2 separate regions of the Homo sapiens genome follow, and region 2 is linked to region 1. Evidence: chromatin loops called from intact Hi-C (ENCODE). Cell type or tissue: ascending aorta. All regions are shown on one strand. Links, peaks and the distances in the headings refer to the core of each region. The heading gives the core; the rest is flanking DNA.

What was found. Hi-C counts contacts between places; a loop is a spot of excess contacts. Peaks named below come from ENCODE experiments on the same cell type or tissue, not always from the same donor. Only the 100,000 strongest peaks of a DNase experiment are listed, where the experiment ranks them.
Region 2: a loop joins it to region 1, with 6 times the contacts of the local background. A loop is called at or near these places in 27 of 110 quality-filtered maps.

What each region holds. Positions count from the first base shown.
Region 1 is chr19:17,049,897-17,054,896 of GRCh38, forward strand. It overlaps HAUS8 (HAUS augmin like complex subunit 8), which reads right to left. Exons shown (of 11, transcript NM_033417.2): 10 at 2,929-3,070; 11 at 1-280. Among named protein-coding and RNA genes, the nearest start is that of HAUS8, 23 kb to the right of the region's middle. RefSeq lists an enhancer at 1-217. In ascending aorta, for the core only: a CTCF peak has its summit at 2,769 (motif pointing left); no DNase peak of the experiment used is centred there.
Region 2 is chr19:16,703,978-16,720,788 of GRCh38, forward strand. It overlaps NWD1 (NACHT and WD repeat domain containing 1), which reads left to right and starts at 15,870. Exons shown (of 19, transcript NM_001007525.5): 1 at 15,870-16,316. In ascending aorta, for the core only: a CTCF peak has its summit at 10,918 (motif pointing right); a DNase peak (open chromatin) is centred at 10,935.

The DNA of each region.
Region 1 (5,000 bases), core at 1-5,000:
AGAGAGAGAGGGCGGGACTTCTGCCTGGCTGCTTGAAGAAAAATCTTCGCTTGGGCTGATGAACGTGGCCTGAGCGGGGGCTGACGAGGCACCCGGGTTGTCGTCCTCAGACAGGGGCGTGTTCTTGGGTGCTCCCCCAGATTCTCTGCAGGCACTGTCTTGATTGAAATACCACCGGCTGGGGGGCGCCATGCCCTGGGTCTCTTCCCAGACTTCCTGGTTTGCCAAGGCTGCCTCTTTGCTTGCCTCTGCGGAGAGTTCCAGCACCTGGGCAAAGCTCCTGTTGAGGATGGGAGAAAGAATAACGGCTTTCACCCTCTGAGGTGAAGCGCATGTGTGTGGTGAACGGAGGGCTGCCACACGGGGAGGCGGATTTTCACATGCCCTACGTGCTCAGTGGGAAAGGGCCAGCAAATAAGATCCGTCTGAAAAGACTCAATCAGGGAAACCCCCCAAGAACAGCACCAGACATGAAAGGAAAGATTCATCCAAGAAATGTTCATGGAGCTCAGTGCTGTGCTGCTGCTGTGGTGGGAGTATCTGTCCCCTCCAAAACTCCCATTAAAAATTAATCCCCTGGCCAGGTAAAGTGGGATTGAAGTGCTGTAATCCCAGAACTTTGGGAGGCCGAGGCAGACAGATGGCTTGAGGCCAGGAGTTCGAGACCAGCCTGGGCAACATGGCAAAACCACGTCTATACAAAAATTTTTTTAAAAATACTGGGCGCTGTGGCTCACACCTGTAATTCCAGCACTTTGGGAGGCTGAGGCGGGCAGATCGCCTGAGGTCAGGAGTTCAAGACCAGCTTGGCCAACATGGTGAAAGCCCATCTCTATTAAAAATACAAAAATTAGCCGGGCGTGGTGGAACGCACCTGTAATCCCAGCTACTGGGGAGGCTGAGGCAGGAGAATCGCTTGAACCCAGGAGACAGGGTCTATAGTGAGCCGAGGATCGCGCCACTGGCACTCCAACCTGGGCGACAAAGTGAGACTCCGTCTCAAAAAAAAAAAAATTAGCTGGGTGCAGTGGTGCACGCCTGTAGTCCCAGCTACTTGGGAGACTGGGGTGGGATGATCGCTTGAGCCTCGGAGGCAGAGGTTGCAGTGAACCGAGATCGCGCCACTGCACTCCAGCCTAAGCAATGAAATGAAATCCTGTCTCAATAATAATAATAATCCCCAATGTGGCAGCAGCGAGAGGTGGGGCCTTTAAGAGGTAACTGGGTTCATGAACATTCTGCCGTTCATGGATGAATGAGTTATCCTGGGAGTGGGACTGTGGCTTTATAACCCTTTGATGTCTCCTGAATTGATCCATGGCCACCCACAGGAGAAAGAAATGCCACAGTGGGTGGCTGGCTGTTTTGCATAAGTCCTTTTCCAATATTTTAAGCAACTCAGGAAAAAGATTTAGCATTGTAAAAAAGAGAAAAGATACTCTACTGGAAGAGGTGGAGAAAAGCGCGTGGTTAGAAATCTCCTGGGGGAGGTTAAAAAAAAAAGCGGGGGGAGATCTTGATGGGTTTTGGGGGTCTGGACGCACAAGGATATGTGCTCTGTGCAAGCCACTGCACAGTCCTTTAAGATCTGGGCCATTTCTATCAATCAGAAGTTCAAAAAACATCCTCCTGGGACCTTACCCTGGAAGGCATTGAAAACACCAACAGGGCTGATGTGAGGGCGCCTGTGCTGCTGGGTTACTCTGAGGATGTGAATGATAGGTGACACCCTTTCTCTTCCAGCTGCTTGAGAACTTCCATAGATTTTTTTTTTTTTTTTTTTTTTCCTGAGACAGGGTCTCACTCTACTGCTCAGGTTGTAATGCAGTGGCACGACCACAGCTCATTACAGCCTTGACCTCCCCAGGCTCAGATGATTCTCCCACCTCTGCTTCCTGAGTAGCTGAGACCACAGGCATGCACCAGTGTGCCTGGCTAATTTTTGTGTTTTTTAAATAGAGAGGCCCGGCATGGTGGCTCACGCTTGTAATCCCAGCACTTTGGGGGGCTGAGGTGGGCAGATCACTTGAGGTCAGGAGTTCAAGACCAGCCTGACCAACAAGGTGAAACACTGTCTCTACTAAAAATACAAAATTAGCCGGGCGTGGTGGTGTGCACCTGTAATCCCAGTTAGTTCGGAGGCTGAGGCAGGAGAATTGCTTGAACCCAGGAGGTGGAGGTTGCAGTGAGCCAAAATCATGACATTGCACTTAAGCCTGAGCAACTCTGTCTCAAAATAAATAAATAAATAAATAGAAACAAGGTCTCACCATGTTGCCCAGGCTGGTCTTGAACTCTTGGCCTAAAGTGATTCTCCCACCTCGGCCTCCCAAAGTGCTGGGATGACAGGCGTGAGCCACTGCGCCTGGCCCTTCCATGGATTTTTCTGAGCTCTTTTGTTCTCTCTTCCCCCTGCTCTGCTTGAGTCTTATACTCTGTGAATCTAGGACACGTCTTATAGCATATTTGATCCTCACTTCACCTAGAGTCCCCATTAGCTCAAAAATGACTGAGAAGTAGGCTAGAAAAGGGAAATTAGCTGGGCATGGTGGCGCACACCTGCAGTCCCAGCTACTGAAGAGGCTGAGGTGGGATCACTTGAGCCCAGCAATTTGAGGTTGCAGTGAGCTGAGATCTGCCACTGCACTCCAGCCTGGGCGACAGAGTGAGAACCTGTCTCAAAAAAAAAAGAAAGGGAAGGCAAGGCGGGTGCTTTTGGATGGAGATTTTGTTATCCACAATACAGATGACAATGACACCTGCTGGCCATTCTTGTATCATGCAGCGTCTGGGAAAAGAGCAGCTCGCTCAGGGGACTGAACCTCCTCTGAACTCCTAGAGGAACTCGGCACCACCCCAACAGTGCAGCCACCAACAGCCCTGAGCAAACAGGGTGCCACCTCTTTCTTAAAGCATTTTCCGAGGTACCTTCGGAGCTCAAGGTCCTTTTTCGCCGTCACGTCCTTGAGTTCGCTCAGTAAGTCCAGCACCTGCACATTTTCTTCCGAATCACCAACATCAAGTTCTCCCAGGAGGCGCTGAGTGGTCACCAGTTCATGCTGCAGGGCGTCTGGAGGGGAAGAGGGATGGTGGGCGATGGATGGCAAGGTGCCCCACGCAAGGCACACACAAGTGGAGCGGCCGACAGACTTCTGTCATGATGCTCGGCTATCGCGCTGGAACCGTGGAGAGCGCACAGGGAAGAAGCAGAAGCCAAGGAAGACATTCGTCCCTTATCCATCCCGTGCTCTGAGATTGTGGGACAGGCACATCCATCTATCCAGGAGGGCATTGGACCAGAACTGAAATGTCACTCTGGTGTCCTCAACAGAAACCAATGCAAATGTGAAAAGGGCTGTGCTGTGCCAGGGAGAATGCCTGAGGCCTCCAAGCCAGACCATGAGCAACTGAAAAACAGTCCTTGTTGCCTGCACCACTGAGCAGAAGGATGCCTGCAACTGCGGGACCTGTGTCACCTGCACTAGGACAACACGCCTCTCTACCCTGACATACATCACATCAAGGCCAGTCGTACATGAGAGTCACATTTTGGGAGCCTTTTAAGTGCCGTATCAGCCAGCCTCTTCTCCCTCCGGCTGTGGACCGAATTATGCCCTCCCCAATACGTACGTTTCACTCCAATCCTCCACTCCTAGTGAACATGACCTTAACCAGAAACAGGGTTTTGTGGATGGGGGGGAGTTAAGATGGGTGGGGCCTAATCCAGTGACTTGTGTCCTCATCGGATGCGGGAAATTTCTTTTTTTCTTTTTTTTTTTTTTTTGAGACAGAGTCTTGCTCTGTCACCCAGGCTGGAGTGCAGTGGCACAATATTGGCTCACTGCAACGTCCACTTTCCGGGTTCAAGCGATTCTCCTGCCTCAGGATCCTGAGTAGCTGGGATTACCGGCACCTGCCACCACACCTGGCTATTTTTTTTGTATTTTTAGTAGAGACAGGGTTTCACCGTCTTGGCCAGGATGGTATTGAACTACTGACCTCGTGATCCACCCGCCTCAGCCTCCCAAAGTGCTGGCATAACAAACATGAGCCACCGTGCTGAGCCTGATGCAGGAAATTTCAATAACGAGACAGCCAGGGAGGAGGCCACGTGAGGACGGGCAGAGAATGGAGGGACACGGCCATGAGCCAAGGAACGCCAAGGGCCACCAGCAGCCACCAGCAGGTGGGGGAGACACAGGATGAGCTCACCTGACAGCCCCTGGAGGGAGCCAATCCCATCAACGCCTTGATTTCAGACTTCTGGCTGAAATCAAGACTCCCAGAACTGGGAGGGAATATCTTTCTGTTGTTGCAAACCACCCATTCTGTGGCCGCTTGGTATGGCAGCCCCGGAAAACTCAACACGATCCCTAGGCCGTTCCCAGGAACTACCTAAGGAACTGAGCAGAGACTGAGTGTTTTCTAAGAGTTACAGATGTGGAGGTGACCGCAGTCATAAAATCAGAAACCCGGCCGGGCAGGGGGCTCACACCTATTCAGGAACCCAGTGCTTTGGGAGGCCAAGGTAGGAGATCACTTGAGCCCAGCAGTTCTAGATCAGCCTGGGCAACATAGCCACACCTCGTCTCTACAAAAAAAAATATAATAATTAGCCAGGTGCGCCAGGAGCAGTGGCTCATGCCTGTAATCCCAGCACTTTGGGAGGGCAAGGCGGGCAGATCACCTGAGGTCGGGAGTTTAAGACCAGCCTGACCAACATGGAGAAACCCTGTCTCTACTAAAAATACAACATTAGCCGGGCATAGTGGTGCATGCCTGTAATCCTAGCTACTCGGGAGGCTGAGGCAGGAGAATCGCTTGAACCCAGGAGGTGGAGGTTGCAGAGAGCCAGGATTGCACCATTGCACTCCAGCCTGGGCAACAAGAGTGAAACTCCGTTTCAAAAATAAATTAGCCAGGTGCAGTGGTGGATGCCTGAAGCACTAGGGAGGCTACTACTCAGGAAGCTGAGGTGGGAGGATCTGAGTAGAGCCTGA
Region 2 (16,811 bases), core at 8,242-13,241, 340 kb before region 1:
GCTGGCGTGTGTCTGTGGTCCCAGCTAACTTGGGAGGCTGAGGTGGGAGGGTCTCTTGAGCCTGGGAGGCAGAGGTTGCAGTGACCTGAGATTATGCCACTGCACTCCAGCTTTGGTGTCAACGTGAGACCTTGTTTCAAAAGAAAAAAAAAAGTCTTTGGTCTGTCTTACACTGGGAATGGTTCTACTCATTCATGCCTATAACATGCATTGATCATTTGGAAAATATTAGTTCAATGAGTGATGCAGATGTTGTCCCATTACATTATTTTGTATCAAAAAAGTCCTCTTCATTAATATCACTATTCATCTCATCAGAAAAGTGTGCAGCCGTGCAATCATAGCTCACTGCAGCCTTGACCTCCTGGGCTCAAATGATCCTCCCACCTCAGCCTCCTTGGTAGCTGGGACTGTAGGCGCACATGCCAGCACGCCGGGATAATTTTTTTAAAAAACTTTTTATAGAGACAGGGTTTCACTTTGTTGCCCAGGCTGGTCTCAAACTCCTGACCTCAAGTGATCTTCTCGCCTCAGCTTCCCAAGTAGCTGGGGTTACAGGCTTAGAAAAGTCTTTAAATGTCAAGAAGCTGCCAAACTCACAGTGGTGGCTACACATTTTCCAAAATTCTGATTTCTCCTTAAAAGCTTGAATTTTATTGTGGGCAACAAAACCTGAAATTGTTTTCCTTGAAGTGACAGCCTCATTTTGTTCATTTTTGAGAAAATGTCTGCCAAGCAGCCACATCTGAATCACAGTTTGTCAGACATTTCCAGTAAAAATGGTGTTACCCGAGAAAGGCCACTAGCTTGGCTGTGGAGGCAGCAAACCATCATTCAATCACGTTTTCTAGAGATGACCAAGGACTGAATCCTCAGCAGGGGAATTTTATGTGGACCTCCCGTATTGCTAGTCAGAATATGAAAAAGACATGCCCTCTCCTGTTATGGGGCAAATTGTGTCCCCCCCAAAAGATATGTTGAAGCCAGGCTGGGCACAGTGGCTCACGCCTGTAATCCCAGAACTTTGGGAGGCTTGGAGTGGGGGGGGGGGGGTGGATCACAAGGTCAGGAGTTCGAGACCACACTGGCCAACATGACAAAACCCCGTCTCTACTAAAAAAAATACAAAACTTAGCCAGGCATGGTGGCAGGCACCTGTTATTCAGCTACTTGGGAGGCTGAGGCAGGAGAATTGCTTGAACCTGGGAGGTGGAAGTTGCAGTGAGCCGAGATCGCCCCACTACACTCCAACCTGGGCGACAGAGTAAGACTCTGTCACAAAAACAAAAACAAAACAAAACAAAAACAAAAAACAACTTCCTATTGGGTACTGTGTTCACTATCTGGGTGACGGGATCAATGGAAGCCTAAACCTCAGCATCATGCAATATATTCTTATGACAAACCTGCACATGTACCCCCTGAATCTAAAATAAAAATGGAGGCCGGGCGTGGTGGCTCACGCCTGTAATCCCAGCACTCTGGGAGGCTGAGGCAGGTGAATCACCTGAGATCAGGAGTTCGAGACCAGCCTGGCCAACATGGTGAAACCCCGTCTCTACTAAAAATACAAAAACTAGCTGGGCATGGTGGCAGGCGCCTGTAGTCCCAGCTACTGGGAAGGGAGGCTGAGGCAGGATTATCGCTTGAATCTGGGAGGCAGAGGTTGCAGCAAGCCAAGATCATGGCATTGCACTCCAGCCTGGGCGACAAAAGCAAAACTCCGTCTCGAAAATAAATAAATAAATAAGTAAAATAAAAATGGAAATTTAAAGGAAGAAAGAAATGGTGCTTACTGTCTGTGTCCTCACATGGCGGAATGAGAGAAAGCAGCTCTCTGGGACACTCTCTCTTGTTTTTTGCTGTTTTTGAGAGAGTCTCACTCTGTCCCCTAGGCTGGAGTGCATGAGTGAGATTGTAACTCACAGAAGCCTTGACTTCCTGGGCTCAAGTAATCCTCCCACTTCAGCCTCCCAAGTAGCTGGGACTACAGGCGCGCACCACCTCGCCCAGCTAATTTTTGTGTTTTTTGGTAGAGACAGGGTTCTGCTACATTGCCCATGTTGGTCTTGACCTCCTGGGCTCAAGTGATACTTCCACTTTGGCCTCCCAAAGTGCTGGGATTACAGGCATGAGCCACCGTGCCCGGCCTGAACCTGTCTATTTTCACCTGATGTGTTATCCTAGGATATTTTCTGCAGTGTTACACGGTGTCTGTGAACAATTTGATAGGTAGTGGCCAGCCACATGTGCCCATTTACATTAACACGAATGACAATTACATAAAATGGAAAGCCCTCCTTCTTGGTGGAATTAGCATCCTTTCAAGTACTTGGTCACCACACGTGGCTGGCGGCTGCTGGACAGCTCCCATAGGGAATATTCCCATCATTACAGAAAGTTCTGTCAGACAGCGCCTCCCTAGAAAATTCCTAATCAACACCTAAAAATAAAAATGAGGTCACAGGCAAGTCGCAGTGGCTCACGCCTGTAATCCCAGCACTTTGGGAGGCTGAGGCAGGCAGGTCACTTGAGGTCAGGAGTTTGAGACCAGCCTGGCCAACATGGCGAAACCCCCTCTCTAGTAAAAATACAAAAATTAGCCAGGCGTGGTGGTAGGCATCTGTAATCCCAGCTGCTCGGGAGGCTGAGGTGGAAGGATCGCTTGAACCCAGGAAGAGGAGGTTACAGTGAGCCAAGATTGTGCCACTGTACTCCATCCAGCCTGGGTAACAGAGTGAGACCCCCATCTCAAAAAAAAAAAAAAATAGGTCCCTATAATACATTCATGTGGGAAAAAATTCAGAGCTATGAAGGCGGGAGGAGTGCAAGGCAAGTTGGCCCCCAGTACCCCTCCGCAGACATCCCTTTTTCCCCTTACTCAAATATCCTTTTAGAAATATTCTTTCCAGTTGGGCGGGCATGGTGGCTCATGCCTGTAATCCCAGCACTTTGGGAGGCTGAGGCAGGAGGATCACTTGAGCCCAGGAGATCAAGGCTGCAAGGTAAAAACGAGGTAGGTGTGGGAGCTCATGCCTGTAATCCCAACACTTTGGGAGGCCAAGGCGGGAGGATTGGTTGACCCTAGGAATTAGAAACCAGCCTGGAACTGAGCTGTGATCACGTCACCGCACTCCAGCATGGGTGACAGAATGAGACCCTGTCTCAAAAAAAAAAAAAAAAAAAAAAAGAAACTATTTTCATATGTAACCATGCACCTCTTTTGCATCTTGTTTTTTCTTTCTTTTTCTTCTTCTTCTCCTTCTCCTCCTTCTTCTTTTTTTGTTTTTGAGACGGAGTCTCGTTCTGTCGCCCAGGCTGAAGTGCAGTATCGGGATCTTGGCCCACTGCAAGCTCCGCCTCCCAGATTCAAGCAATTTCTCCTGCCTCAGCTTCCCGAGTTGGGACTACAGGCACCCGCCACCATGCCTGGCTAATTTTTGCATTTTTAATAGAGGCGGGTTTCACCATATTGGCCAGGCTGGTCTTGAACTCCTGCCCTTGTGATCCCCCCGCCTCAGCCTCCCAAAGTGCTGTGATTACAGGCATGAGCCACTGTGCCTGCCTTTCTTTTTCTTCTGCTTCTTTTTTTTTTTTTTTGTGTGTGTGATAGACTGGAATGCAGTGGTGTGATCACAGTTTACTGCAGCCTTGAACTCCTGGGTTCAAGCAGTCCTTCTGCCTCAGCCTCCAAAAGTCCTGGGATTACAGGTGTGAGCCATTGTGCCCGGCCTTTTTTCTTTTCTTTCTTTCTTCTTTTCACTATCTATTTTGGAAATTTTTCCTTATTAGTACCACAGTGGTACCTCTGAAGGATCTAGGGCAAGATTCTTTTTTTTTTTTGAGATGAAGTCTCGCTCTGTCGCCCAGGCTGGAGTGCAGTGGCACGATCTCGGCTCACTGCAAGCTCCACCTCCCAGGTTCACGCCATTCTCCTGGCTCAGCCTCCTGAGTAGCTGGGACTATAGGCGCCCGCTACCACGCCCGGCTAATTTTTTGTATTTTTAGTAGAGACGGGGTTTCACTGTGTTAGCCAGGATGGTCTCGATCTCCTGACCTCGTGATCCACCCGCCTCGGCCTCCCAAAGTGCGGGGATTACAGGCGTGAGCCACCGCACCCGGCCGATTCTTTTTTTTGTTTTTTGATACAGAGTCTCACTCTGTCACCCAGGCTGGAGTGCAGTGGCACTATCTTGGGTTCCACTCCACCTCCCGGGTTCAAGTGATTCTCCTGCCTCAGCCTCCTGAGTAGCTGGGATTACAGGCATAGGTCCCTACCACCTGGCTAATTTTTGTATCTTTAATAGAGGAGGGGTTTTACCCTGTTGGCCAGGTTGGTCTCAAACTCCTGATCTCAGGTGATCCGCCCACCTCGGCCTCCCAAAGTGCTAGGATTACAGGCGTAAACCACCCTGCCCAGCCAAGACCCCATCTCTATTTTAAAAAATACAAAAATTAGCCGAGTGTGGTGGCACATACCTGTAGTCCCAACTACTCAGGAGGCTGCGGCAGGAGGATTGCTTGAGCCCAGGACGTCAAGGGTGCAGTGAGCCATGATCACGCCGCTGCACTGTGAATGTGCCCTTATTTAGAGATAGGATCTTTGCAGATTTAACTAAATTAAGGAATTTGAGATGAGATCATTATAGATTGTCTAGATGGGCCCTAAATCCAATGAAAATGTGGAATTTTGAGAGAGCAAGACCATGTCTCAAAAAAAAAAAAAAAAAAAGGGCCAGGCAGGGTGGTATAATCTCAGCACTTTGGGAGGCCGAGGCGGGCGGATAATCTGAGGTTGGAGGTTCAAGACCAGCATGACCAACAGGGAGAAACCCTGTCTCTACTAAAAATACAACAGTAGCCGGGTGTGGTAGCGCATGCCTGTAATCCCAGCTCCTTGGGAGGCTGAGGCAGGAGAATCGCTTGAACCCGGGAGGCGGAGGTTGCAGTGAGCCAAGATCGCACCATTGCACTCCAGCCTGGGCAACAAGAGCAAAACTCCGTCTCAAAAAAAAAAAAAAAAAAAGGAAATAGGATCTTTGCAGATGCAAAGATGTAATTAAGATAAGGTTATATTGGTTTAGGGTGGGCCCTCCTCTCACCCACAACCCTCCAAAAGTAAACTATGAACAGTCCTTTTTGTTATGCACATATAAACACATATACAGAGGCCAGGCTCGGTGGCTCATGCCTGTAATCCCAGCACTTTTGGAGGCCGAGGCAGGCGGATCACTTGAGATCAGGAGTTTGAGACCAACCTGACCAACATGGTGAAACCCTGTCTCTACTGAAAATACAACAATTAGCTGGGCGTTGGGGAAAGAGTTCGTTTGTTTGGACAACACGCTTCCTTTGGCACTTTGCTCTTATATTGATGGGACATAAACATTTTTTTGTGGCAATGCTCTGAAGATCTAATTCATTTATTTCAATGCCTGCAGGTAATTCCATTGATGGGGCATAATTTATTTATCCAATCTCCTATTGATGTCATTTATTTATATTATTACTAAATTTCTGAAATTTACATTTCAGAAATTTACAAAATTTCTTTTCTTTTCTTTTTTAGATGGAGTCTAGCTCTGTCACCCAGGCGGAAGTGCAGTGGTGTGATCTCAGTTCACTGCAACCTCCACCTCCCAGGCTTAAGGGATTCTCCTGCCTCAGCGTTCTAAGTAGCTGGGATCACAGGTGTCCACCACCACGCCTGGCTAAATTTTTTGTATTTTTAGTAGCGATGGGGTTGCACCACGTTGGCCAGGCTGGTCTGGAACTCCTGACCTCAGGTGATCCACCCACCTTGGCCTCCCAAAGTGCTGGGATTACAGGTGTGAGCTACTGTGCCCAGTAACATTTACAAACTTTCTTTCTTTCTTTCTTTTGTTTTTTGAGATGGAGTTTCACTCTTGTTGCCCAGGCTGGAGTGCAGTGGCGTGATCTCGGCTCACTGCAACCTCTGCCTCCCAGGTTCAAGCAATTCTCCTGCCTCAACCTCCTGAGTAGCTGGGATTACAGGCACGTGCCACCACACCCAGCTAATTTTTTGTATTTTTTTAGTAGAGACGGGGTTTCACCATGTTGGCCAGGCTGGTCTCGAACTCCTGGCCTTAGATGATCCTCCTGCCTGCTTCCCCGCTCACAGGCGTGAGCCACCACGCCAAGCCCCAAAATTTCTAATTTTTGATATTATGATTGATGCTGGGATGTTGGGTTCTGGAACCAGACTACCTGAGTCCAAATCACACCTCAGCCATTTACAAGTTATCTATTGCTGTGTAACAGGTGTTCACCAAAACTTAGCCACTTAACAAATATTTATTATCTCATGGTTTTCGTGTGAGAGAAATTCAGGAGCTTAGCTGGGTGGTTTAGGCTCGGGATCTCTCCTGAGGTTACCATCAGATGTCAGCCAGAGCCAGGCGCAGTGGCTCATGCCTGTAATCCCAGCACTTTGGGAGGCTAAGGCAGGCGGGTCACCTGAAGTTAGGAGTTCAAGACTAGCCTGGCCAACATGGTGAAACCTCATCTCTACTAAAAATATATAAATTAGCCGGGTGTGGTGGTGTGCATCTGTAATCCCAGGTACTTGGGAGGCCAAGGCAGGGGAATCACTTGAACCTGGGAGGCGGAGATTGCAGTGAGCCGAGATTGCACCATTGCACTCCAGCCTGGATGATACAGAGAAACTGTCTCAAAAAAAAAAAAAAAAAAAAAAATGTCAGCCAGGGCTGCAACTATCTGAAGACTTGACTGGGGCTGGAGGATCCACTTCCAAAACGTCACCCTTAGCTGGCGTTTGGCTGGAGGTCTCAGTTCCTTACCACATGGGCTTTTGCACAAGCTGCTTGAATTTTATCATGACATGACACCTAACTTCCCCAGAGCAAGCAATCCAAGAAAGCAAAGAAGACCTAGTACCATTTCTGATCTGGTCTGAGTCAAACACCATCACATTGCTTTATTCAAGTCACTAAGTCCAGCCCAGAGTCAAGGAGAAGCCAATTAGGTGTTATTCTCTTTTCTTTCTTTCTTTCTTTCTTTCTTTTTTCTTTCTTTCCTTCTTTCTTCCTTTCTTTTTCTTTCTTTCTTTCTTTTTTCTTTCTTTCTTTCCTTCTTTCTTTCTTTCTTTTTCTTTCTTTCTCTCTCTCTTTCTTTCTCTATTTTTCTTTTTCCTTCCTTCCTTCTCTTTCTCCCTTTCCCTCCCCTCCCCTCCCTTCCCCTCCCCTTCTCTTCCCTTCCTTTCCTTTTTTTGAGACAGAGTCTTGTTCTGTTGCCCAGGCTGGAGTGCAGTGGCGTGATCTTGGCTCACTGCAACCTCTGCCTCCAGGTTTCAAGTGATTCTCCTGCCTCAGCCTCCCAAGTATCTGTGATTACAGGCAAATCTTGGCTCACTGCAACCTCTGCCTCACAGATTCAAGCAATTCCCCTGTCTCAGCCTCCTGAGTAGCTGGGACTACAGGTGTGCACCACCACGCCCAGCTAAGTTTTGTATTTTTAGTAGAGACAGGGTTTCACCATGTTGGCCAGGATGGTCTCAATCTCTCGACCTCGTGATCCGCCTACCTTGGCCTACCAAAGTGCTGGGATTACAGGCGTGAGCCACTGCACCCGGCTAGTTTTTTGTATTTTTAGTAGAGACAGGGTTTCATCATGTTGGCCAGGCTGGTCTCGAACTCCTGACCTCAGGTGATCTGCCTGCTGCAGCCTCTCAAAGTGCTGGGATTACAGACGTGAGCCACCGCGCCCAGCTGATACTTAGTTTCTTACATGGTTGAATCTCAGAGTATTTGGCTGACTTGAGGCCTCTTAGCTTGGGCATCATTGGCTGCTAGAAAATCCAAGGACCGGAATTAGAGGTTCCGTGCATCCTGTAAGAGTGTAGGCAAAATTGTGTGCACGTGTTATTTGGTAGGAGGAGGTCCAAAGCTTTTATTGAGGGTCTCATGTAGTCTGTGATCCCAAGAAGAATATGGCTCACTGTGCAAAAGTGAGACCTCCTGTTGTATTTGTTCCCAATGTTTTCTTTCTTTCTTTTTTCTTTTCTTTTTTTTTTTTTTGAGACAGAGTCTTGCACTGTCGCCCAGGCAGGTGTGCAGTGGCACGATCTCGGCTCGCTGCAACCTCCACCTCCCAGGTTCAAGCAATTCTCCTGTCTCAGCCTCCTGAGTAGCTAGGATTATAGGCGCCCGCCACTGCGCCCAGCTAATTTTTTGTATTTTTAGTAGAGACGGGGTTTCACTATGTTGGCCAGGCTGGTCTTGAACTCCTGACCTCATGATCCACTCGCCTCAGCCTCCCAAAGTGCTGGGATTACAAGCGTGAGCCACCACACCCGGCCTGTACCTGATATTTTCTGATGACAATCTTCTTCCACTGGAGCATTGGATCTTCAATACTGAGGCACATCTTCTCCCTATACAACATACAGATAAAAAGGAAGTTGAAATCAGAGAGAAATAAAAAGACATTTTATATTTTATTCCGCTTCATTTTCATTTCCTTTTTTTTTTTTTTTTTTTAAGCTGGAGTCTCGGTCTGTCACCCAGGCTGGAGTGCAGTGGTGTGATCTCGACTCACTGAAACCTCTGCCTCCCAGGCTCAAGCGATTCTCGTGCCTCAGCCTCCTGAGTAGCTGAGATTACAGGTGCATGCCAATACACCCGGCTAATTTTTGTAGTTTTAGTAGAGACAGGGTTTCACCGTGTTGGTCAGGCTGTTCTCGAACTCCTGACCTCAGGTGATCCACCCACCTCTGCCTCCCAAAGTGCTGGGATTTCAGGCATGAGCCACCGCGCCCAGCCCTGCTCCATTCCCTTCACTGCATACCTTAATAATTCCTTTTCGGTAATCAGGCACATTTTGAACTTTTATGAATAGATCTGTGATTATTCTAAGTTCTTAAATTGTTCTGCAGTCTTTTATGTTTATTATCATAGGCATAGATGGACCTATATTCCTTACCATGTCCTTTATTATTCAACCAGTGTATCCTCTGGTTTTTTGCCTATGTTATTAAGTAACCTATTATCTCTGGAGTTCATGAAGTTATAATATCATTTTTATTAAACTGAATAGAATGGTATAGCAATGACCTCTTAATTACAATTTGATTTGACTGCAAAACTTTTTCCTCCTCTATAAGGAGATGATGTCTGCTTTAAGCTGTAATGTTTTGCCATGTTGCAAAAAGCCACAATAATAAATTAAGTATAAAAAAATACCTGTCTTAGGGCTGAGTGTAGTGGCTCGTGCCTATCCTGGCTACTTGAGAGGCTGAGGTAGGAGGATCACTTGAGCCAAGAAGTTCGAGGCTGCAGTGAACTGTAATTGTGCCATTAAACTGCAGCCTGGTGATGGAGGGAGACCTGGTCTCTAAATAAGTAAATTAACAAATAGACCAGACTGAGTGGCTCATGCCCGTAATCCCAGAACTTTGGGAAGCTGAGGTGGGAGGATCCCTTCAGGCCAGGAGTTCCAGACCAGCGTGGACAACATAGTGAGATCCCACCTCCTCAAAAAATTTAAAAATTAGTCAGGTGTGGTGGTGTGCACCTGTAGTGCCAGCTAGTATGGAGGCTGAGGCAGGAGGATCACTTGACCCCAGGAAGCAGTGAGCTGTGTTCACGCTGCTGCAGTCAAGCATGGGTGACAGAAGGAGAGCCTGTGTCAAAAAAATTAAAATAAATAAATAAATCTTGATATTTTATTCATTGTGTAGTTTCTGCATTAATTTTAATTTTTTTTTCTTTGAGACGCAGTCTCGCTCTGTCGCCCAGGCTGGAGTCCAGTGACATGATCTTGGCTCACTGCAAGCTCTGCCTTCCAGGTTCACGTCATTCTCCTGCCTCAGCCTCCTGAGTAGCTGGAACTACAGGTGCCTGCCACCACACCTGGCTAATTTTTTTTTTTTTTTGTATTTTTAGTACAGATGGGGTTTCGCCTTGTTAGCCAGGATGGTCTCAATCTGCTGGCCTCATGATCTCCCCGCCTTGGCCTCCCAAAGTGCTGGGATTACAGGCGTGAGCCACCGTGCCCGGCCCAGTAATTTTAATTTTTTAAAATAATCACTAGGTGCAGTGGCTCACGCCTGTAGTCCCAGCACTTTGGGAGGCCGGGGTAGGAAGATCGCTTAAGGCCAGGAGTTCAAGACCAGCCTGGACAACATATCGAGATCCCCATCTCTACGAAAAAAAAAAATAAAAATAAAAAAAATAAAAAAATTAGCCAGGCAGGTGGCGTGCACCTGCAGTCCTAACTACTCTGGAGGCTGAGGTGGGAAGGTTGCTTGAGCCCAAGAGTTCAAGGTTGCAGTGAACAAGGCTATGCTACTGCACTCCAGCCTGGGTGACAGAGTGAGACCCTGTCTCTAAAAATAGTAATAATTTAAAAAAATGTATTTAAGGCCGAGTGTGGTGGATCATGCCTGTAATCCCAGCACTTTGGGAGGCTGAGGCGGGTGGATCACTTCAAGTCAGGAGTTCGAGACCAGCCTGAGCAACATGGTGAAACCCCGTCTCTACTATAAAAAAAAACAAAAAACAAACAAACAACAACAAAAAAAAACAAAATTAGCCAGGTGTGGTGGCGGGTGCCCATAATACCAGCTACTCGGGAAGCTGACGCAGGAGCATCGCTTGAACCCGGGAGGCGGAGTTTGCAGTGAGCCCAGATTGCGCCATTGCACTCCAGCCTGGGCAACAAGAGCCAAACTCCGTCTCAAAAAAAAAAAAAAAAGTATTTAAATATTATGTATTATTTGGACACAATAAAAAAATTGGAAAAAATATTCTTTATCTTTGTTGCTTTTTTCTCTTTTTACCGCTCTCCCCCAATGTTGCTCCCTGTCCAGCGCCTCTCCGCAGCCTCTCCTCTGACTCTGCCCTGGGTTCAAGCTGCTTCTGGTCATTCGCGTGATGGCCTCGAGGGGGCGCTGCTTCCCCACTCATGCTCAGCCAGGACTCCTTAGTCAGTTTAATTGGGTTTGTTAACATCTTCCAGCTTAGATTCCTCTTCTGCAAAGTGGGTATTATAATGTTAGCCACGCAGGGATGACGAAGGAAGTGCAGTTGACCCTTGAACAACACGAGTTTGAACTGTACGGATGTACTCAGGCGTGGATTTTTTTCCACCCCTGCCACCCCTGAGACAGCAAGACCAAGCCCTCCTTCTGTTCTTCCTCCTTCTCCTTCTCCTTAGCCTGCTCAAGGTGAAGACGACAAGGATGAACACTTTTGTGATGATCCACTTCCACTTCATCCATAGTAAATATGTTTTCTCTTCCTTTGAAGTTTGGACGGGCACAGTGGCTCACTCCTGTAATCCCAGCACTTTAGAGGCCAAGACGGGTGGATCACCTGAGGCCAGGAGTTCAAGACCAGCCTAGCCAACATGGCAAAACCCTGCCTCTACTAAAAATACAAAAATTAGCCAGGCGTGGTGGTGGGCGCCTGTAATCCCAGCTACTCAGAGGCTGAGGCAGGAGAATCGCTTGAACCCAGGAGGCAGAGGTTGCAGTGAGTTGAGGTCATGCCACTGCACTCCAGCCTGGGCAACAGAGTGAGACTCCATCTCAAATAATGAAACAAACAAACAAAAAACAAAACAAAAACAAAACACCAGAATTTTTTTAGTGACATTTGCTTTTCTCTAGCTTACTTATTGCAAGAATACAGTATATAATACATAGAATGTAGAAAATCAGTGTTCATCGACCATTTATGTCATCAATAAGGCTTTTGGTCAATAGTAGGTGTTACATGCAGTCAAAAGTTACATGCAGATTTTTGACTGTAGGGGTGAGCTTGGCACTCCTAACCCCTGTGTTGGTTCTAAGGTTGACTACACAGAAATCCCCTAGCCCTGGGCTCGTGGTTACTCAATGCATAAGGATAATCACGATTTTTTTTTTTTTTTTTAAAACAGGGTCTTGCTCTGTCACCCAGGCTGGAGTGCAGTGGTGCAGTCATAGCTCACTGCAGCCTCAACCTCTTGGGCTCAAGTGATCCTCCCACCTCAGCCTGCCCAGTAGCTGGGACTACAGGCATGCACCACCAAGTCTGGTGAATTTTTATTTTTTGTAGATATGGGATCTCACTATATTGTCCAGGCTGGTCTCGAACTCCTGGGCTCAAGCAATCCACCTGCCTCAGCCTCCCAAAATGCTGGGATTACAGGCGTCAGCCAACATTCCCAGCCACTATTTTTTTTTTTTTTTGAGACAGTCTTGCTCTGTCCCCCAGGCTGGAGTGCAGTGGTGTGATCTCAGCTCACTGCAACTTCCGCCTCCTGGGTTCGAGCAATTCTCCTGCTTCTGCCTCCCAAGTAGCTGGGATTACAGGCATGCACCACCACGCCTGGCTAATTTTTTTTTTTTTTTGTATTTTTAGTAGAGATGGGATTTCACCATGTTGGCCAGGCTGGTCTCAAACTCTGGGCCTCAAGTGATCATCCCGCCTGGGCCTCCCAAAGTGCTGGGAGTGTGCCCGGCCCCAGCCACTATTTTTTAAGAGTACAAAATTGAAGCATATTCTGATAGGGAATTTAAAACACTCACTAAAGTAGGCAGAATAGTATAATGAACCGCAGCCCACCCTAACCACCATCACCCCCTACTCAACCTCGCCAACCCCGCCCCCATCCCATTTGCCTTCCTGTCAGGTATTATTTTGAAGCAAATCTCAGCTATCTTATCATTCCATAAATATTTTGTTATATGTCTCTAAAACATACACACTCTTTTTTTTTTTTTTTTGAGACAGGGTCTCACTCTGTTGCCCAAGCTGGAGCACAGTGGCGTGATCACGACTCATTGCAGCCTCAACTTCCCAGGTTCAAGTGATCCTTCCACCTCAGAGTAGCAGGGACCACTGGCACATGCACCATGTCTAGTTAATTTTTTAATTTTTTGTAAAAATGGAGTCTCAATATGTTGGCCAGTCTGGTCTTGAACTCCTGAGCTTAAGTGATCCTCCTGCCTTGGCCTCCCAAACTGCTGGGATAACAGGCATGAGGCACTGCACCTGGCCCAGACTCTTTAAAAGCCTAACCAGTCTGGGCATGGTGGCTCATGCCTGTAATCCCAGCACTTTGGGAGGCCGAGGCGGGTGCATCACCTGAGGTCAGGAGTTCCAGACCAGCCTGGACAACATGGTGAAACCCCGTCTCTACTAAAAATACAAAATATTAGCCAGGTGTGGTGGCAGGTGCCTCTAATCCCAGCTACTCGGGAGGGTGAGACAGGAGAATTGCTTGAACGTGGGAGGCGGAGGTTGCAGTAAGCCAAGATCATGCCATTGCACTCCAGCCTGGATGACAAGAGCAAAACTGTCTCGAAAACAAAAACAAAAATAAAAACAAAAACCTCACCGCAATACCATTGTCACACTGCAAAAACTTTGCCAATAATTTTTTAATATCTGTAGATTCCAGTTTAGCCAATAACTGTGGAGTTTTGGAATCATATCCGAATTTGGCTGTTAGCTCACTTCCTTGCCAAGGAAACTTGGGAAATTGTTTAACTTCTTTGAAGCCTATTTTCTTTCTTCTTCTTTTTTTTTTTAAACGCAGTCTCACTTTGTCACCCAGGCTGGAGTGCAATGGCGTGATCTCGGCTCACTGCAACCTCCGCCTTCCGGGTTCATGCGATTCTCCTGCCTCAGCCTCTCGAGTAGCTGGGATTACAGGTGCTCACCACCACGCCCAGCTAATTTTTGTATTTTTAGTAGAGACAGGGTTTCATCACGTTGGTCTGGAAGCCTGTTTTCATCATCAATGAACTGGGATAGTAAATTGAAGCCCCCAGATTGCTTGGAGTATTGGAGACAGTATGTTTCCTAAAATTTCAGCCCCTAAAACTTCTTTTCTTTTCTTTTTCTTTTTTTGTTTTAAAGAGACAGGGTTTTGCTCTGTTGCCCAGGCTAGAGTGCAGTGAGGCAATCATATCTCACTGCAGCCTTGACTTTCTGGGCTCAAGTAATCCTCCCACCTCAACCTCCCGAGTAGTTGGGACTACAGGCACACACCACCACGCCCAGCTAATTTTTTGTTATTGTTGTTGTTGTAGAGATGAGGGTCTCACTATGTTGCCCAGGCTGGTCTTGAACTCCTGGCCTTGAGTGATCCTCCCACCTTGGCTTCCCCAGTAGCTGGGACTACAGGAGCATGCCACTGTGCCTGGCAGCACCTGAAACTTCTTTTTTTTTTTTTTTTGTGAGATGGAGTGTAGTGTGGCTCTGTCGTCCAGGCTGGAGTGCAATGGCGTAATCTCTGCTCACTGCAACCTCTGCCTCCCAGGTTTAAGTGATCCTCCTGCCTCAGCCTCCCAAGTAGCTGGGATTACAGGCACCTGCCACCATGCCTGGCTAATTTTTGTTTTTAGTAGAGATGGGGTCTCACCATATTGGCCAAGCTGGTCTCAAATTCCTGACCTCAGGTGATTTGCCCACCTCGGCCTCCCAAAGTGCTGGGATTACAGGCATGAGCCACCGCGCCTGACCAAGTATCTGAAACTTCTATCCCTGAAAATATAGTAACACTATTATTATTACTTTTTCTTTGAGATGGAGGCTTGCTCTGTCGCCCAGGCTGGAGTGCAGTGGCGCAATCTCGGCTCACTGCAAGCTCCACCTCCCAGGTTCATGCCATTCTCCTGCCTCAGCTTCCTGAGTAGCTGGGACTACAGGTGCAAACCACCACGCCCAGCTAATTTTTTGTTTTTTGTTTTTTGTTTTTTATGTAGAGACAGGGTTTCACCATGTTAGCCAGGATGGTCTTGATCTCCTGACCTCGTGATCTGCCTGCCTTGGCCTCCCAAAGTGCTGGGATTACTGGCGTGAGCCACCATGCCTGGGTGACTTGTGAGTTTTTGAGACAAAGTCTCGCTCTGTCACCCAGGCTGGAGTGCAGTGGTGCGATCTCGGCTCACTGCAAGCTCCACCTCCCGGGTTCATGCCATTCTCCTGCCTCAGCTTCCTGAGTAGCTGGGACTACAGGTGCAAACCACCACGCCCAGCTAATTTTTTGTTTTGTTTTGTTTTGTTTTTTTTGTAGAGACGGGGTTTCACCGTGTTAGCCAGGATGGTCTTGATCTCCTGACCTCGTGATCTGCCTGCCTTGGCCTCCCAAAGTGCTGGGATTACTAGCGTGAGCCACCATGCCCGGGTGATTTGTGAGTTTTTGAGACAAAGTCTTGCTCTGTCGCCCAGGCTGCAGTGCAGTGGCAGGATCTCGGCTCATTGCAACCTCCAACTCCCAGGTTCAAACAATTCTTGTGCCTCAGCCTCCCAAGTAGCTGGGATTACAGGCATGCGTCACCACGCCCAGCTAATTTTTCTATTTTTAGTAGAGATAGGGGTCTCACCATATTGGCCAGTCTGGTCTTGAATGCCTGACCTCAGGTGATCCGCCTGCCTCGGCCTCCCAAAGTGCTGGGATTACAGGCATGAGCCACCGTGCCCGGTCTTGGAGTTTTAATGGTAATTAATCATGGCTAACATCTCACGGGCCCTTCCTGTGATGTAGGTGTAGTGTTAGTCTCACTCTCTATATAAATGCTTTTCATTGTCTCACCAACACAGGAAGTTAGTGAGAAAATTCAAGTGCAGAGTAGTGAAGCGTCACAGGCAAGGGACTTCACCTTTCTGCATCTTGTTTTCTTCATCTGTGAAACAGGATCATAATGTCTGTCTCTTGGGGTAATAATGTGGACTGCTAATGCCAAATGCCAACCAACTGCACCTCCTAGACTGTCAGCAAATGGCATCTTTTACGAGGAGCCGTATCAGCCTGGCACACAATAGTTAACCACTAAGTCTGGGCTGAATGCCCGGCTAAGCTGGTGCCCTAGTGCAAACAATCGCTTTCATTATCCCAGTTGCTGGGAGAATTGGGCAAGGAGAGACCCATAAAATACCTAAGACGAAAGTTACTAGGATAGCCAGGGGCTTGTCTTCCGGGTGGCGCCGAGGCCAGGAAACTGTCCTCTCTAACCTATTTCCCCAGAGGAGTCTAAATTGGTCGTTCAACTACCAGCAAAGGCTAAAGAGAGGCTGGAGCCCCCAGGACAGCCAGAACGCTGACACTGCAAAGGGCCTCTGTCCTTACTGGGGAAGCCCAGTCCTGCTCAGCTGTCTTCTTCAGCAACAAACAGAAGTCCAGAAAGAGAAACAGTTGTGGAGGAAGCTGTTGTGATGATAATTTACTGAGCACCTACTATGTGCCAGGCACGCCAGCCTTACCAGACAAGATCCTTGGGCTCATGGAATTCACTTTCTCGTGGGACAGACAAACAATAACATGTAGAAACATATCAGCTGTTGGTGAGTACCATGCAGAAAATTAAAATAAGGCGATGGCATTGGGAGTGACTTAAGGGGTCACTACGCAATGGGATGGTCAGAGACAGCCTCTCAGGAGGAGGTAGCATTGAAGCTAAAATGTGAACAACATGAACAGATGCAGCATAGAGCACTAAAGTACAGGACGTGCAAAGGCCCTGAGGTTGAAATAAGCTAAATGCATTAGACTAGGGGGTTCTCGAGTAAGGGGAATTCTGCCCCCTAGGGGACATTGCAATGTCTAGGGAGACTTTTTTTTTTTTGAGACGGAGTCTCGCTCTGTCACTAGGCTGGAGTGCAGTGGCGTGATCTCAGTTACTGCAAGCTCTGCCTCCCAGGTTCACACCATTCTCCTGCCTCAGCCTCCTGAGTAGCTGGGACTACAGGTGTCCGCCACATGCCCGGCTAATTTTTTGTATTTTTAGTAGAGACGGGGTTTCACCGTGTTAGCCAGGATGGTCTCGATCTCCTGACCTC